Regions from separate parts of the Homo sapiens genome. Here regions 1 and 2 are each linked to region 3. The links are chromatin loops, found by intact Hi-C in ENCODE. Cell type or tissue: PC-9. All regions are shown on one strand. Region 1 has its middle 41 kb from the start of TGIF1. Region 2 overlaps LPIN2 (lipin 2). Region 3 overlaps DLGAP1 (DLG associated protein 1).

What was found. Hi-C counts contacts between places; a loop is a spot of excess contacts. Peaks named below come from ENCODE experiments on the same cell type or tissue, not always from the same donor. Only the 100,000 strongest peaks of a DNase experiment are listed, where the experiment ranks them.
Region 1: it touches region 3 in a loop (7-fold over the local background); 3 of 110 quality-filtered maps call a loop at or near these places.
Region 2: a loop joins it to region 3, with 18 times the contacts of the local background. A loop is called at or near these places in 11 of 110 quality-filtered maps.

The regions. Positions count from the first base shown.
Region 1 is chr18:3,408,327-3,410,826 of GRCh38, forward strand. No RefSeq gene overlaps it. Among named protein-coding and RNA genes, the nearest start is that of TGIF1, 41 kb to the right of the region's middle. In PC-9, no CTCF peak of the experiment used is centred here; a DNase peak (open chromatin) is centred at 985; H3K27ac peaks cover 2,500 bases.
Region 2 is chr18:2,931,185-2,933,684 of GRCh38, forward strand. It overlaps LPIN2 (lipin 2), which reads right to left. Exons shown (of 20, transcript NM_001375808.2): 9 at 72-259. Among named protein-coding and RNA genes, the nearest start is that of LPIN2-AS2, 35 kb to the right of the region's middle. In PC-9, CTCF peaks have their summits at 1,172 (motif pointing right) and 1,372; a DNase peak (open chromatin) is centred at 1,207.
Region 3 is chr18:3,665,393-3,667,892 of GRCh38, forward strand. All of the region lies in intron 7 of DLGAP1 (DLG associated protein 1), which reads right to left. Among named protein-coding and RNA genes, the nearest start is that of DLGAP1-AS6, 14 kb to the left of the region's middle. RefSeq lists a silencer at 377-671. In PC-9, CTCF peaks have their summits at 1,069 (motif pointing left) and 1,276; DNase peaks (open chromatin) are centred at 689 and 1,009; H3K4me3 peaks cover 1,306 bases; H3K27ac peaks cover 1,415 bases.

The DNA.
Region 1 (2,500 bases), 260 kb before region 3:
TTGGAAATGTACATTCTTGGGTCTTGCCCCAGACCTACTGAATTGGAATGTCTGTGAATGGATCCCAGCAACCTGTTTTTTGTTTTGTTTGTTTTGTTTGAAACAAAGTGAGACCCTGTCTCAAAATAAATAAATAAAAGAAAAGAAAAAAGAAACTTAAAAAGAGAAGAGATGTAAGAAAATGGGAAGAGATAAAGTCAATAGGCGACATCATGAGAAATGAAGGTGCTAATTTAAAATCATAAATGCAAGGAAAGAGGAATTCAAAATAAGAACATAATTCTATTATTAGAAGGGGCTGGGTAAATGTGCATTAAATCTTCATTTTGCATAAAAAGAAAGTCAATAGATAGTTCCCGAAAATACTATATTAAGGCCAAACAAGGTGGTGCATGCCTCTAATCCCAAGGCTGTGGGAGGTTTGAGGCCTGGAGGCAACATAATGAGACCACCATTTCTACCAAAAAAAAAATTAATGAATTAATTATTTTGAGATGGAGTCTTACTCTGTCGCCCAGGCTGGAGTGTAGTGGCACAGTATCAGCTCACGGCAACCTCCCCCTCCCGGGTTCAAGCAATTCTACTGCCTCAGCCTCCCAGGTAGCTGGGATTACAGGCATGCGTCACCAGGCCTGGCTAATTTTTTTGTATTTTTTTCAGTAGAGATGGGGTTTCACCATGTTGGCCAAGTTGGTCTCGAACTCCTGACCTCAGGTTATCCGCCCACCTCAGCCTCCCAAAGTGCTGGGATTACAGGCGTGAGCCACCGGGCCCAGCCAAAAAAATTATTATTATTTTTTAAATTAACCAGGCGTGATGATGGACGCTTGTAACCTCTCATCAGGCTTAGGTGGGAAGATGGATTGAGCTCAAGAATCTCAAAGTCACAGTGAGCTCTGATTGTGCACTCTAGCCTGCGTGACAGAATAAGATCCTGTCTCTAAAAACAAAACAAAACAAACAAAGCTATAAAATACTGTATCAAGAAACAACTGCCAGGCACGGTGACTCATGCCTGTAATCCCAGCATTCTGGGAGGCCAAAGCAGGTGGATCACTCGAGCTCAGGAGTTTGAGACCAGCCTGGGCAACATGATGAAACCTGATCTCTACAAAAAAATACAAAAATTAGCCGGGCATGGAGGCATGCAGCTGTAGTCCCAGCTACTCAGGAGGCTGAGGTGGGAAGATTGTTTGAGCCAGGGAGGCCGAGGCTGCAGTGAGCCAAGATGGTGCCACTTCACTCCAGCCTGGGTGATAGAGCAAGACCCTGTCTCACAAAAACCAAAACCAAAGCAAAATAATACCTGCGTTAGCATATTGTTTAAGGATATGAGGCAATCACCATAAGAATAAAAACAGAGACGATTCAACTAGTTAAAAAGAATTTTCCCTTTGGGATGGGGACTGTGAGAGGAGAGCTATTGATTTTCATTATAAATCCTTCTGTACTATTTAATTTTTTTTTAACCTAGGGCATATATGCTTATAATGAACCATTGAAAAATTATGCTTTCAGAGGGGCTATACACAAGGTGGGACAGAGTCCTCCCGCTCTGAGAGTCTCTTTGTGAAGGTCTGCTTTGTCCAGGAGGGGGTCACCAGAATGTTTGCAGAGCCTCCGCCAGCCCTGTCTCATGAGGCAGCTTTACAAATGGTCGGATGGGACAGGGTCTCTGACAAAAGGCCCTCTCCTCATTGGCATAATCCTTTAGACAGCTGTACCGGGTGAATGGGAACCGCTCAGAGCAGTCTGTTGGCAGGCTTGCTGCTGTCACCTCTTGTAGAATTTCCTCTCGACCACCCTGCTCTCTCGTTCAGATGTCCAACACACAGCCTTAATGGGTAATGGATGTTTTCACCTGGAGAATCCTCCTCATTAGCCTCTCAGTTCTGACCAGGAGGCTGAATGTTCACAACATGGAAAGTCATAATATTTCAACAATCATTGGCCCCAAAGCACTTGTTCAAACAGTAATAGTAGTTAGTATGTTGTAAGAAGATCAGTTAAACCATGTCTATGTCTTTACATTTAGCTGGTATGTTTCCTCCTACCATACTGTCCTGTTTGTGATTTACTCTGTACCCAAAAGCTGATGTCAGACTCTCTGCTTTCAACACCAAGTAATTATGGGTGGAAATGGGGGAGGTTGAAGTGGTTTGGGAGTGGAGTGACATGTAAGGTAATAGCTTTCAGATCATTTCCGGTGGCGCTTTGGTGTGCTACAAAGATACTTTCATTGAAATGTCCCAGGGATTGGTCCGGACCCTGGATCTTACCTCACTTGAATCAGAGTAGCTCATTTTTTTTTTTTTTTTTTTTTTGAGACAGAGGCTCACTCTGTTGCCCAGGCTGGAGTGCAGTGGCACGATCTCGGCTCCCTGCAACCTCCACCTCCTAGGTTCAAGCAACTCTCATGTGTCAGCCTCCTGAGTAGCTGGGATTACAGGTGTCCGCCACCATGCCCAGCTAATTTTGTTTTTTTTCTGTATTTTTAGTA
Region 2 (2,500 bases), 730 kb before region 3:
CGGTAAGTTTTAACCAAGTGATGACCAGATTGCTCTCTGAAATGAAGATGGGGCACAAACACCCAACGTACCTTTTGAAATTTCTCCATTTTCACTGAGGCCCCCGCAAAGGGAGAGGGTAACGTCAGGCAAGTCCATGGCAGAATCTGAGAGGCACTCGGTGCCGCTATCTGCAGCTGCGCTTCCCACGGACTGTGGGGACTGGGAGCCAGAGAGTGTGTCAGACTCGGGCCACTGCCTGGAACCGGGCTCCGATTCACTGTGGACAGGGGATGGGGAAAAGATGTGCTTTATTACAACTCCTTGAATTCCTAGTTTACTGCATGGTTCTCTGGGGGCTCAAACCAAATAACACATCCGCTAAAAAGAACGGATGGACCTACAATCAGGCATAACTTTTCTTAGATAGGGTTTAGAATCATATCATAAATGACATGAAAGATAACCTAATATAGTACCAGTGAGAAATTAACTGTGAATATAGTAAATACGTCACAAAATCACCACGGTCATTCACAATAATGCAAACATTTCAACTGTGGCCTTTCTGATTTTTAATTAAAGGAGTAAAATAGTTATAAGTATTTATTTACATTTCCATGATGAAAATGACAGGGTAATTAAGAAAATCTGCTGTTTGGAAACCTTTGATCCTAACGTCCTAGAAAAAGCTGTGGCACTTTATACATCCTGTAGAAAATTACTGTAGTCCAAGGCTATATTCTTTAAAACCAAATCTTTTCTAAGTTCGCCTATTACCTCACAAAGAAGGAAGGAGAAATTAAACGAGCAAATTCTCTAGAGGCAAGACCCACCTAGAAAAAGAAATGTATTCAGAAATAAACTGGATGTAACTGTTATTCCAGGAGCTAAAGATGAGGTTACTGAATATTTTCATTTTTCAAGATAAGGCACAGAAGCCAGGTTTCAGAAGGTGATCAAGGGAAACCTTATGCAATGAAGTGTAAATTTGAGAAAGAATAATCATGAATGGCACAGCACCTTAAGTCTCACAGTCCCCAATGCTTACTACTCTATACCCTTTGAATAGGTATTTAATGTCACATTTGAGATATTGAGAATTTTCAAATTCACTTATTTTATTCAAAAAGCCAGTATTTTTATGTGAATTAAAAAAACAGTGACCCAGAGGTTTACTGGCTCTTTCAAACAAATCTCATCTTTGAGCAGTAGGTGGCAGCAGACTACAGATTATGTTTTAACTAGGTAACAGTTTCAAAACCTGTTTCCCATTTGAATCAACAAAAAAATTCAGGTTTTTGGATATTTTTTCCTCTTAATAGCCATGCACACTCATACCCACAAAATTGAGATTAACTGGACTGACAGAATGTTCTCACTGGAAACACAAAGTCAGCAGAACTGTTGTTATACTGGGAGTGAGGGGCAAGGCCAACCCTTCTGTGTTCACCACACCTGTCTCCTCTTTCTCCGGGGCACACGGCGAGGCCCCCTTGCAGTCAGGTGGGGCCACGTGAGCACATGACTGAGCCGTGAATATGGACGGAAGGCATACATGGTGCCCCTCCCCAGGGGCCCTCTCCTATGCGATGCTCATTCCTTTCTCTGCTGCCAGTAAACTCTGGACTCTGAGACCCTATGGGGATGGGAGAGCCTCAAGGTGAAAGGAGCCTGTGTTCCTGAATCCCTGTGGGCAAGGCCTCCCCCTAAACACCAACACAGAGCATTCTTCACAGGGGCAAGAAACAAAATTCCATCGTGGTAGGCCAACGAGATCAGGAGTTCCACCTCTACAGCAGCTAGTGTTACCCCAACCAGTAACAACAACATCTACACACATGGGGATGCCGTCTGACTCAGGATGCCACCAAATACAAAAGTGTGTGATTTATATTAAAGTTTAGTGATAATTACAAATACTGTAAATTTGGTAATGAAGATGCTAAGGATCATGACATGACTAATGCTTACATGGATTACAAGAGTCTCACTCACTATCTTTAAATATTTATGAAATGTTTCAAGAAATAGTTAATGAGGTAAGAAGCTTACTTAGTGCATGGACAGTGACTGTGAACAGTTAAATTACAGTAGAGTGGAGTAAGGTATCATCACCTTAGTTACTCTCCTCACTTTTTAAAAGAGAAACTAAGACATATACCGAAGGAATACCAATATAAATAAATGATTAAGGCCTGGGAAATGTGGGGGGAAAAGTGGTAATTCTATGACAGCTTATATTTGAACTTTCCTACTGTTAAAATAAAGCCGTTTCAGTTTTTTCACCTTAAAAAAATCCAACTATTACTTCAAATGAAGTAGATATGTTGAGATAAATTTAGGACAGAGCTAGAAAGGAGTTTTAAGAACTTTCCCAAAATACCTGTAAAAAATTTAAATAGCTTTATATCAATCCCATCTTTCTATTCCAAATAAAAAACAAAATATACTTTTCAGTAATTCATTTACAAGTGTTTAATTATGTGTGCCTATGGCTCAGTATATTCAAGTCATACTT
Region 3 (2,500 bases):
CCTACTGTTTTAAAATGCATTCCCCTACTTAGCTCTACGGATATGGAAAATACATGCTCCGCTGGGAATAGTCTTTCTTAAAATATATCTGCTCTGCTTAAAGATTAGTTTATCATTTTTGCCACATATAAAATAAGCTCAGGTCTCTACAAGTGCCCTTGTAATTTCCATTTCATAAATTTAAAAAATATTTTGTTTTACCTCGTTATATTTCTAATAGTGACCTCCAAATGGGTCTGTGTACGATATTTCATTAAATGGGTTTAGTAGGCTTCCAAAGGGAGAAAAGAGGATTTCCATTTCTGCATAATATTCTTGCTCTTTTAAGAAGAAAACACCTCTACAGTGGCAGGGCTAATATGTCGACAGGCATATTCCGTATCATTTATGTAAGTTAACACATTCTGAGGCTCTGCCCATTTCCACTTCTCTGATTTGTCCTCCCTCCCTGAGTGCACAATACTGCATTTGTCCCTTTTGAACATGTAACAGATTAAAGAGCTGGGCAGGAGGCAGATGTAGGGGCACCTTTGATCTCTCATCCTTGGAGGTTAAGGGAGGGCAGACACCTGGCGGCTGCCGAGCTGGAAACAAAACACAGGCCCAGACTGGAATTACCTTAAAGGGAGCCCGGCTCCAACCGCAGAGGCAGCTGGAAGCGCTGAATGGGCACCGGGGGAAGAGAGCCCCGCGGTCAGGCAGAGGACGCAACAGAGTCCTAACAATGTGATCCAGGCTACCCGAGAGCTGGTTAGAATAATCCTTCCTACGCAGAAAGACCCAGGAAACCTTCCAGGAAAGACTAGGCAGCCGCATTGAGAAAAAACGAAAAGTAAATCTTTTGCAAATAATATCACAAAACTTCCAGCTGTGCACAAATACTGAAGGGCAATTTTGATGACAATGCAGGAAGCTTTCAAAGAAAGGATTTTTAAACATATTTTTTCCTTGGCGGAACTCTTTTTAGTAAGGATTTCCACCTTTGCCCCAGGATCCTGCCAATGTTCTTAGTCAAAGCCAGACCCGAGTTTCCTAGGATTCTTCGGTGAAACTGCATTGCCCCCTGGCGTTTGTGTGCTGTCATTACGCCGCACAGATAAAGCCCATGGAACACCTACCAATCCGAGGAAGGATGCAGCTCCTGGTTTCATCTACATGGAGAAACCTCTCTTAAAACACAGGATCAGAGAATGCAGTTCTAAATGGCAAATCTAGACTTGGTTTGACAAGACATGGAATGAAACTTTGAAATTAAAACTCCTTCCTTTTCCATCCTTAGCAGAATCTCCTGAGATGTTCAAGTAGCTCTGGAAAGAAACTGATCAGATTCTAATCTGTCAATTTAAAAAGTTTTTTTTTAAACAATTTTTAAATTTGTTTTAGAGATAGGGTCTTGCTGTGTCATTCAAGCTGCAGTGCAGTGGTGCAATCATAGCTCACTGCAATCTTGAACTCCTAGGCTCAAGGGAGCCTCCTGCCTCAGCCTCCGTAGTAGCTGCAACTACAGGCGCCCACCACTACACCCTGCTAATTTTCTTATTTTTAAATTTTTTTGTTTTGTTTTAGAGATGAGGTCTCACTGTGTTGTCCAGGCTGGTACTCCTGACCTCAAGTGATCCTCCTGCTTTGGCTTCCCAAAGCTCTGGGATTACAGGCCTGAGCCACTGTGCCCGGTTGCTAATTTGTCAATTTTTTTTTTTTTGGGAGTCAGGGTCTCACTCTGTTGCCCAGGCTGGAGTGCAGTGGTGCATCTCAGCTCACTGCAACCTCCACCTCCCAGACTCAAGCGATTCTCTTGCCTCAGCCTTCTGAGTAGCTGAGATTACAGACATGCGCCACCACCACCCAGCTTATTTTTGTACTTTTAGTAGAGGCGGGGTTTTACCATGTTGGCCAGGCTGGTCTCAAACTCCTGACCTCGAACGATCCACCTGCCTCGGCCTCACAGTCAACAAATATTGACTGTGCTGCTTACCATCCATGTGAACTTGGAAAACCCTCTTAACCTTTCTTTGTCTCCTCCACTTACAAAATGAGGCTGATAATAGTAGCATATACCATCTAGTACCTAGTAAACACCCTTTAAGTGTTTGTGAATGATGAGAACTATGTGAGTTTTCCACTCCGGTGGACTAGGGAAGATTAAAAAACATTCTGTGATGTTGAAAGGGCTTGGACTTGGTTCCTGGCCAAGTCTATTAAAACCCCAAAACACAAAGAAATGCTCCAGGTACTGCGGTTTCTACCTGGCCTCAGTGCAAACCTAGAATTAAGTACATCTCTGACACTTCCAGGTCGGTGTGACTGGACCTCTGAGAATATGCTGGGGCCTGAGAGGGTCCATTCTTGTCCACACCAGGGCAGAGTTCCACCCCCAAGGCTAGGCCAGAGCCGGAATGACTCCAGGAGTAAGGCCAAGGGTGGTCTTCCTTGGCCCAGGTTCCTCTAGAATATGCCACTGTGGCATAAAAATGATTTTGAGCTGAAGGCATTTGATAAG